2 separate regions of the Homo sapiens genome follow, and region 1 is linked to region 2. Evidence: chromatin contacts called from ENCODE Hi-C or POLR2A ChIA-PET data. All regions are on one chromosome and are shown on one strand. The core of a region is the stretch at or near the end of the contact, and the rest is flanking DNA. Distances in the headings are between cores, read along the strand shown. Region 1 overlaps CEP41 (centrosomal protein 41). Region 2 overlaps CPA5 (carboxypeptidase A5).

Region 1 (5,212 bases), core at 1,560-4,059, 37 kb before region 2:
GAGAAAGGAGAAAGCTACATTACTTATTTGAAAACAAAAGGAACACCCTGGGCTGTAATAATGTCAGGCTCAATCTCTTGAAAAAGTATGGAATGATTTAAATGGCCTGCATTCATTTTATCTTTTATCTTTTTTTTTTTTTTTAACCTTTAGTGGTTAGCCAGGACCAGCACGATCATATTGGGCTTGGTATAAATCCGAATGAAAAGAGACCAAATAACATTCATTAGTTGCTCAGGGATTTTTCCTGTGGTGCTATTTAAATTATACAAAAATTCTTAAGACTTTAGGCTACTCGACCAAGAAAACAGAACAAAACAAAAAATCGTGTTTTCTCTAATTCCCTTGTGGAATGTAAGTGAAATCAGAGTCCTAGGCTAGGAAGAAATACGTAGGTAATTTTTCTTGTGTTGGTTTTGGTTTCTGTCATGTTGTTTATTGGCTATAGATTCTGTCTTTTATGTTATCTGACTTTTTTAGAGCGAATAATTAGTTTCTGTCCACCTGGATTTAAATCCATGACCACCTTCTTGCTCTACTCTGAAGATAATCAGTAAGAACCTTTCTTTCTCCAGTTCTAAAACGTTCTCAGTGTCTTTAATGTGTGTTTATTTTCTTCCCAATTCTTTCAAAGATTTAACTCCCACGATACTTTTTTTTCCCCAGGAAACACCGCAAATGTGTGGAATATAATTCACCAGTTTAATTATGTGAGCATGTTGAGTACTTACATGCAGGTCCATTAATTTTTCACTAACAATTATTTTTTCATGCAAAAGCAATAAATAACATTGTGCTTCCAAAATGTTCAGAATACATTTGGGTAGTAATACTTTCCTAGATTTACAATAATTATTGAAATTATTATTATGACATCTTTAAATGGATACACAGGTCAGTTACAACATAAAAAATGTAATGGTGGAAATTTGTCAGCCTTGAATTCAGGCAGAACAGGATTCGGTGCATGATTTTATGTGTTTTCGAAACGGTGTCTGTCACATTGTGATCCCCTGATGGCTCCCCTCTCTGTTGCTGATCCTCTTTGTTCTGTACAGAAGCAAATTCTCACCTGTGTAACATCCTGAAGCACCTGGTAAAATGTGAGGCAAAGAGAGGCCACTTCTCAAATGCTGTGGACGGATGGGCTGCATCTTTTAAAGGATATCAATATGTCTTCCTGTTGCAATTATTTTGACTATAAGCTCCCAGAGAGTGAAAATCACCAACCCTGTGACAGTGGCCCTTAATAAGTGTTCATGAATAAATGAATTGAACCTGTCAAGATTGAAGTTTGGATGTGATGCCCACTGTGGTGGCCACTCAGTGCTAGTCTGTCATTCTGGAGACCCAGAAAGCTCGTTATCTTCTGTCCCCCTTGTGTATCCTGCCTTTGTGGGCGAGGCATTCAAAACCCTGAGGTTTTTAGATCTCCCTCTACAGGAAGTACCCAGAGAGCTGCTGGGGGTGTTATTACCCTGTCTCTGCCAGGCTTAAAGTATCCTCCCAAATTCAGCACGCAAAGGTCACACACCACCCCCATCTTAAGAGTAGGTTTTCTCTTTTGTTTCAAATCTTGAAGATTTCCAGAAAATAATAATACTAGCCAATGTTTGTGGAGAGCTTACTTTGCTCCTAGATTCTTCATTATATGTTTTGACCCATTTAATTTCCACAACAGTCTGATGAGGCAGGCACCCCCATTTTCAGATGAGGAGACTGAGGTTCGGGTAGAAATTAAGTGACTCAGGTTTGCCTTCAGTCTCTGACCAAGGGTTTGAAAAGCCAGGAGCCAGCCTGAGAACTGTGGCTCCAGAGGGTGTTCTTTCAGCCACTCCGCTCTATGCTTCTCACTCTGGGTGGGCACAACCATGTTCTCCTTTGGTGATGCCTCTAACTTACCGTGAAAATGTACCTTTCCCTTCGCTATTGGCTTCCCTTCCCTCCTAGTCAGCCGAGATTCTTTTGAAAACTTTCCTCCGCTTGCCTGCACAAAAGGCGATGGAAATTCAGGAACTGAAACATCTGCTCTGGGGAATGCGTATTTCCACATTTCCACCGCCTGTGTCTGCTGTCTTATCTTGAAGACAGGTGCTCCAGGGCTTCCGAGGTTATTTTGTCTGTTAATGGACACCTTGCAAAGTACCACTTAAGGAATGAGAATTACAAACTTTTAATTATATTGTAGGGGGAAAAAAGTAGGCTGTTTTCCTGATAGGTCTAGCCATTCATTCAGTAAACCATATTGATATGATTTGTGCCTGATCTTTTCTTTCCTTTGTGGTGATGTTTCTGATTTCGGCTGAAACATAAGTTGCATGAATTGGCGATGGCCATAGGCCTGAGTTCCCGGGGGAAGCAGAGGCAAACCTCCTTGCCCCAGTCCTTGTCAGCAGAGCCCTTATTCTACTGCACTCTTCTAAAAATGTAGCCAATACCACTACTGTGGTTAAGCAGAAGACTTTCCATTTTCTCCTTTTAGTTTGGCAATAAACATTTGGCAATCCCAGTCTCTGAGGTTGTTGGATGATGCTCAGTGTTTGAGTTGCCAAATTAATGCAGATCCTGAAAGCTTTGGGGAATAATTCATTACCCTTTGACAGTTTTTTAGATTTGACGATGCATGCTCTGTGCTTTTCTGAGAGCTTCTCCTTGATTTGGCCAATTTGAATGTTACGGTTAGTCATATCAGCTTCATCTGAGTAGCATCTGGGTCTTAGTGTGTTCACAGAATGATGTTGCTGTAGTCCTTAAAGCAAGAGTCCCTGTGCATCTTCAAATCCACCTCATCCCACTCGCCCTTGCAAAACAATTGCCAGGGTGATGAATCGCCCCGCACTGGATGAAGGACCAGTGAGGTCATATCTGGATTGTATTCAATGACATTCCCATTTTAACTTTAGGCCAAAGACAGAAAGCTAGCTGTGCATATCTGAGTGTTAATTCAAGAGGCTACCCTAAGGATTCTCATAGATCACCAATATTGGGCCCACAGGCCATTAGAGAACCATATGTAATGGTCTGAGTAAAAAGTAAAATGAGTTCATTTGAAAATAAAGATTTTCAAAGGCCCTGGGGAATAGGCATTAGCATAATCAATTCCCAAGATAGCTACAAGAACTGAATGTGAGCAGGAAGGGGTTTTGGGAATTTTCATCAAGCTACAACAAGGGGTAGGATGGGGAATGGCCCCCAACTGCATGAGCTGAGTAATCTCTTCCTTTGGTAGAAACACTGCTGCTTCCAGCTGTATCTTGGAGTGTGAATTTTTCTGAAGATAAGACAAACTGCAGCGTTCCGGGCAAGATGATGAAACATTATACCGGAGCAGAAAAAAATGAGTTTAGACAAATCAAAAGAATCTGAGTAAAAACTAAGATGGCCATTTAGCTGTTTGATGTTGATAATACACCGATGTTAGGTAACTTTACACACATGTTATCTACTGTGTTCGAAATAGCTCCCTTCACTCCCTGCCCGTTATAAAAGCTGATTATAGAAGCTCATTGCGAGAAATGCTGAGAAGCATAAAAAGGAAAACTACCACCACCACTACCCAGGTTAATCATTATTATTATTGGGGGATATATCCTTCCAGGAAGAGAAAGAGAAGGAGAGAGAGAAAGCATGTTTGTGTGTGTGTGTGTGTGTGTGTGTGTGTGTGTGTGTGTGTGTGTCTTTTAAACAAGATGGGATCCAGACTCAATATTTTGTATCCAGCTTCTTTTTTAAAACAACTGTATTGTATAAATCACATACCATAAAATTCACCCATTTTAAGTGCACAACTCAATGATTTTGAGTTAAGTTTACAGAATTGTGCAACCATCACCACAATCCAGTTTTATAACATTTCCATCTTATAGCCAGTTTCTTTCACTTAGTATGTTGTGAACATTTTTCCATGTCAACACAGCCCTTAATGGTGTCGTGTTGTTCCAGTGTGTGGATGTGTCAGATCAGCATCAAGACTGGTAATTATCTAGGTTTTTTGTTTTTTACTTTTCCAATCTTGTACATACATATTTTTGAATCCATCCAAATATTTTTATAAAGTAAATTCTTCCATGTGGGTTTTCTGGATCAAAGACACAATACATTTATAATTTTGATTTATATTGCCAAATTTGCCCTCTGGGAAGGTGGTGCCAGTTTCTGCTCCACCAGCACTACATGTTAACACTGGAGTCATCAGTCTTTTTATTCTTTGCCAATCTGATGAGAGAAAAATATCTTCATTTCTCCTTAATGAACAAGAAATCACTTAGAGGATCAGTGTCTTTCATACATGTATTGATTTGTGTTTCTTCTTAGTGGAATTGCCTATTTTTCTTTTGAAATGTTTGTCTTTTTCTTTAACCCTTTTTATTATTTTAACCCCTCAAGGTTATTAATACTTATTTTCATATCAATACTTTCATTTTTAAGTTGCAATATTTTCCAAAATTGTCTTTTAGGTTATTAATACTTATTTTCATATCAATACTTTCATTTTTAAGTTGCAATATTTTCCAAAATTGTCTTTTAGGTTATTAATACTTATTTTCATATCAATACTTTCATTTTTAAGTTGCAATATTTTCCAAAATTGTCTTTTAGCTTTATGTTTTTACTTAAGAATTTTAAGTGTCTTCACCCATAGATTTGTAAAAATGTGTATCTACAAACAAAATGTAAATCTCTTCCCATACTTGAAAGTACAAAAAAAAAAAAAACCAACAACTTTCTTGTCTCCATTTAACAAGCATTTATTATTTTTTAATATATTTCTTTCTTTTTTTTTTTTTTTTTTTTTGAGACAGAGTCTCCCTCTGTCACCCAGGCTGGAGTGCAGTGGCACAATCTTGGCTCACTGCAACCTCCACCTCCTGGTTTCAAGCAATTCTCATGCCTCAGCCTCCCGAGTAGCTGGGATTACAGGCATGCACCACTGCCCAGCTAATTTCTGTATTTTTAGTAGAGATGGGGTTTTGCCGTATTGGCCAGGCTAATCTCAAATTCCTGACTTCAAGCAATCTGCCCACCTCAACCTCCCAAAGTGCTGGGATTACAGGCATGAGCCACCACACCCAGCCTAAAATTGTTTTTTTTATAGAGACTGGGTCTCGCTGTGTTGCCCAGGCTGGTCTTGAAATCCTGAGCTCAAGCAATCCTCCCACCTCAGCCTCCCAGAGTATTGATATTACAGGTATGAGCCACTGCACCTGGCCAA
Region 2 (4,918 bases), core at 564-3,063:
CAGGAGGACTGCTTGAGCCCGGGAGTTGGAGGCTAGAGTGAGCTATGATTGAGAGTGAGTTATGATCGTACCACTGTACTCCAGGCTGGGCAACAGAGTGACACCCTATTTCTAAACACACACACACACACACACACACACACACACACACACACAGAGGCACAAAAACACACACATACACAGATATGTTTATGTCTGTGTGTATGCATATGTGTGTAGACAGAAAGAGCATGCAAGTGTTAACAACAGCTAAAAACTCCATTGTACTATTCTTTCAATTTGAAAGATTTTTACAATGATGAAAACTCAAGGACCCCTGAGCATAAGAATGCAAGATACTAAAATCCCAAAAATATAAACCAAAATATTCGCAATGCCTGCTAAGATAGAAGAAGGCAGATTTGGAGTAAATTTTTTCTATCCTCTATTTTTACATTTTGGCAATGTGCTTATACTACTTCAATAAGAACTTTTTTTTTTTTTTTGAGATGGAATTTCTCTCTTCTTGGCCAGGCTGGAGTACAGTGGCGTGATCTCGCCTCACCGCAACCTCTGCCTCCCAGGTTCAAGCGATTCTCCTGCCTCTGCCTCCCGAGTAGCTGGGATTACAGGTATGCACCACCACGCCTGGCTAATTTTTTGTATTTTTAGTAGAAACAGGGTTTCTCCATGTTGGTCAGGCTGGTCTTGAACTCCCAACCTCAGGTGATGCACCCACCTCAGCCCAGAACTTTTAAATGAATAAATAATAGCAAAACCAAAAGCCCTAATGGCTGCTGTGGAGTCTTCCACCCCCGTCAGGAAGAGCGGTGTCCCTCCCCGCCCCACCTGCCACAGATGAGGCAATGCCTAATGACTCACTCATCCCCGAGGCCTAGTTGGCTTGCTTACAACGTTCAGGTTCATAGATTTAAAAATGGGACTGGAAATTGATGTTTGGGGCTCACTTTATTTTTGAGCACCAACTCCATGCGAGGCAATTACAGTTGCGATGTTTTCCAGCTGCACTAGCTGGCCAGGGGCAAAGCTGGGATTGCTGGGTAAGTTAGATGTGGCCGGAGGAGCCCCGGTCCTCTCTGGCCCTTCACAAACACTTCTGGGAAGCTCTAACAAAAGGAATTTGTCTTCTTCCCAGGAAGCTGACCCAAATCTCAACAGCCTACCATGACCAATGTGTGCCAGCCACTGTGTGCCTGGTGCCATCAGCTGTGACGAGCAGCTGCAAGGAAGACAGCAGCCTGCCAGCTGTGAGGACAAGGCAAAGGGTCTCCAAGGATCTGGTGGAAGCCTGAAGTTGGGGTGAAAGTGGAGGACAGGGAGGAGAAATCGGAAAAAGAAAGGACTAGAAGACTCAATTTTCCCTACACAGCCTGGGACACCCACAGGAAGACAGGACCCAGGAGGCTGTCCTTTGTTCCACACAAGAGCTTGGAGGCAAATGGGAAGTCAGCACCAAACTGCAAATAACTTTCCAGACACCCTCACAGCCTTGTGAATGGAGGTGACACCCTCTTTCAAACTGGGAATTCTCAGCCCTCACAGCTGGCCCCACTTCCAGGAACAGGAATCTGCCTTGGCCTGGAAAATGCACCAGCGTTTGCTCCATTCCTGGGGCTGGGGGAAGGGGATGGGTGACGGAAGAATGCGGTCAGGCCACAGGCTGAGGAATGCCTAATGACAGCCCTGTCAGGCTTCTCAGGAAAAAACAACAAAACAAAGAAACCAACCAACTCAGAAGTAAGCCATCTGCCTCCCTGGAAGCCATAACCTGACAGGGAAAGTAATACCTCAGTGTGAATTAATTTACGATGAGTCAAGGAAGGATGGGGGCCCTAAGGGAAGAACAGTCCTCCCGGGTTGGGCAGGGGAGGAGGTAGCAGGGCCCCAGTGCTGAAGCTGAGGCGGAGGAGAGCAGATCTCTCACAGCCGAACTCCAGCCACAGATGCAAAATGGACGCAGCTCATGGAAACAGAGTGGGTTGGGGGCTCTGGGACAGCAGCCGCTGCCTCTCCTCCCACGTTCCTGGCCTTCTCTTCCAGGTCTAACATCTGCAGTAGCAGCTATGTGGCCAGTAGCAACTCCAGTCCTGTGGCACTGGATGTGGGGGGTGGCTGCTGATCTGAAGTTTTCAGAATGGACCCCCTCAGAGGTCAAGGCCAAACCACAAGGCTTCCCTGTCTAAAAGGCAAAGTTAAAGTGCCACACAGACAACAGTGATGACCACTGAGGGGACAGATGCCTTGAGAGTGGAGTCTGAGGGTGCGGGAGCTCAGGTTAAACCCTGATCCTGCCACCAACTCCATCAAATTACTAACATCTCTGTGCCTCAGTTTCCCCATTGTAAAATGGAGGTCATGTTATCACATACTTTATCACATACTTTAAAATGTTCTCATGAGAGCCAGGCGCAGTGGCTGACACCTGTAATCCCAGCACTTTGGGATGCCAAGGCAGATGGATCACTTGAGGCCTCCGGAGTTCAAGACTGGCCTGGCCAACATGGCAAAACCCTGTCTCTACTAAAAATACAAAAATCAGCCAGGCGTGGTGGCGCGCGCCTGTAAGCCCAGCTACTTGGGAAACTGAGGCAGGAGAATTGCTTGAACCCAGGAGGCGGAGGTTGCAGTTAGGGGCGATTGTGCCACTGCACTCCAGCCTGGGCGACAGAGCAAGACTCCATCACACAAACACACACACACACACACACACACCAATGTTCTCATGAGGATTAGAAGGGTTAATACATGCTAAATGCTTAGACTTTTGCCAGGCATGTAGTAAATGCTAGTGAATGTTAGCTATGATGATGAGGAGGAGTGTGACAATGATAAGGAGGGTGATAATAACTTTGGGGTGACTCCAGGGCTCTGTGATGGAGCATTACAAGGCATGACCAGGAAGTCTGGGTTTCTCCAGAGGTAGGATAGCTTCTGTAGGACTTGGAGGGCAGAAAGCCCCCATTAATGGTCATCTGGGGGAGTCAGTCAGCACCTGACTTTCATGGGGCCCAACAGAGGGGCCTGGGTCCTCTTCTTCTGTCCCTACCCCCATGATGCAGGCAGCCTCCATCTCTCTTAGGGTCTTGCCCATCACTGCTGCTGTCTTCCCTGGCTTCTCCTGCAATCTTTCCTGTTGTCTTCTTCTCCTCTCTGGAGCTGCCACTCACCCACAGACCAGCCAACAGCATTTCTACCTTTAAAACTCTGCTATTCAAGCCAGGCATGGTGGTGCACGCCTGCAGTCCCAGCCATTCGGGAGGCTGAGGCAGGAGGATCTCTTGAGCCCAGGCGTTCAAGGCTGCAGTACGCTATGACTGTGCCTGTGAATAGCCACTTTACTCCACCCTGGGCAATATAACAAAACCCCATCTTAAAAAACAAAAACAAACAAACAAAAAAACCTCTCGTGGTTCACGCCTATGATCCCTGCACTTTGGGAGGCTGAGGCAGGTGGATCACTTGAGGCCAGGAGTTTGGGACCAGCCTGGCCAACATGGTGAAACCCTGTCTCTACTTTAAAAAAAAAATTAATAATAATAATACAAAAATTGGCCAGGGGTGGTGGTGTGTGCCTGTAATCCAAGCTACTCGGGAGGCTGAGGCATGAGAATTGCTTGAGCCTGGGAGGTGGAGGCTGCAGTGAGCCGAGATCATGCCACTGTACTCCAGCCTGGGTGAGGGAGTGAGACCCTGTCTCAAAAAGAAAACAAATAAACAAATAAAAACTGTACTCTTCAGCTAGCAAGATAATAATTTAAAGAAGTAAAGAATTAAATTATATAAGCAATGAGAAAAAGGTAAATGTCAACAAGAGTGAAATGGGAAAGAAAGAGGAAGTTGGAGAAGTGGGGAAGAAGGGTACAATTTAAAATAAGATGAGCAGTCTGGCGTGGTGGCTCACACCTGTAATTTCAGCACTTTGGGAGCTCGAGGTTGGCGGGTTGCCTGAGCCCAGGAGTTCAAGAGCAGCCTGGGCAACATAATCAGACCCCATCTCTACAAAAAATACAAAAATTAGCTGGGTATGGTGACATGGGCCTGTAGTCCCAGGGCCTGTACTTAGAAGGCTGAGGCGAGAGGATGGAGTGAGCCTGGGAGTTCGAGGCTGCAGTGAGCCATGATCGTGCCACTGCACTTAAGCCTAGACAACAGAGTGAGATCTTGTCTCAAAATAAATAAATACAATAAAATGAAAAGCCTTATGACCATTGCAAGGGCTTTGGCTTCTACTCCAAATTAGTTGGGTTTTAAGCAGAGGAACAACATGCTTGAATTTGCAATAGTTTTAAAGGACTCTTCTGGCTGCTGTTTTGAGATTAGGTAATAAGGAATCAAGGTGGAGAATGGGGGAGAGCAGTTAGAAAGCAACTGGAAGAACCCAGGTGAGGGACGAGATGGCGCATGGGCCCTCGGGGGTGGTGTGGGATGTGCTAAGATCCATTCTGAAGGCAGCGATAAATCTGTTGTTGATGGGGAGTTTGAGGAAGGGGTCAAGAATGGCTCCCAGCTTCTGGTCTGAGTGACTGGAAGGATGGTGTTGCCATTTCCTGAGATAAAGAGGGCTGTGGAGGCACCGATGAAGGGCCAGGGGAGCTTGGTCTGGACCTGGAAAGTTGGAGATGCCCATTGCACCCCCAGGTGGAAACACTGAGTAGGCGGTTGGATCCAGGAGAGGAGGTGCTGGCTGGAGACAGAACACAGAAGTCCTGGATGCCAGGGGAAGAGACAGGCTCCAGGAAGGAGAGAGTGACCAGTTGTGCTGTTGGAAGAGGAACATTGAGAGTCGGCCATCGGGTTGGATCTGGAAGTTGCGTGTGACATTGTCGAGGGAAGCTTTGGTGAAGTGAGGGGGTGGGCAGCCTGCTGGCGGACAGGGATGGAGATGACAGGGAGAGTCAGTATTTTCAGGAGTTTCAGT

What was found. Hi-C counts contacts between places; a loop is a spot of excess contacts on that map. ChIA-PET counts read pairs that join two places held with the same protein, here RNA polymerase II (POLR2A). Pooled maps may share reads with other maps.
Region 1: a map of transverse colon shows a loop between it and region 2 (9-fold over the local background). The contact joins two enhancer-like sites. A Hi-C loop is called at or near these places in 6 of 168 maps with a recorded cell type or tissue (ascending aorta, naive thymus-derived CD4-positive, alpha-beta T cell, natural killer cell and 3 more) and 8 of 50 pooled maps. POLR2A ChIA-PET finds 5 or more read pairs at or near these places in 8 of 52 experiments (A549, AG04449, AG04450 and 5 more).

Annotation. Positions count from the first base shown.
Region 1 is chr7:130,390,813-130,396,024 of GRCh38, reverse strand. It overlaps CEP41 (centrosomal protein 41), which reads left to right. Exons shown (of 11, transcript NM_018718.3): 11 at 1-2,254. Among named protein-coding and RNA genes, the nearest start is that of CPA1, 13 kb to the right of the region's middle. RefSeq lists an enhancer at 1,284-1,343. Within about 2 kb of position 2,809, at least 5 of the 41 ENCODE cell types and tissues checked have a DNase peak (open chromatin) inside an H3K27ac peak, as active enhancers do.
Region 2 is chr7:130,353,191-130,358,108 of GRCh38, reverse strand. The region is part of intron 5 of CPA5 (carboxypeptidase A5); the gene reads right to left. Among named protein-coding and RNA genes, the nearest start is that of CPA5, 11 kb to the right of the region's middle. Within about 2 kb of position 1,813, at least 26 of the 41 ENCODE cell types and tissues checked have a DNase peak (open chromatin) inside an H3K27ac peak, as active enhancers do.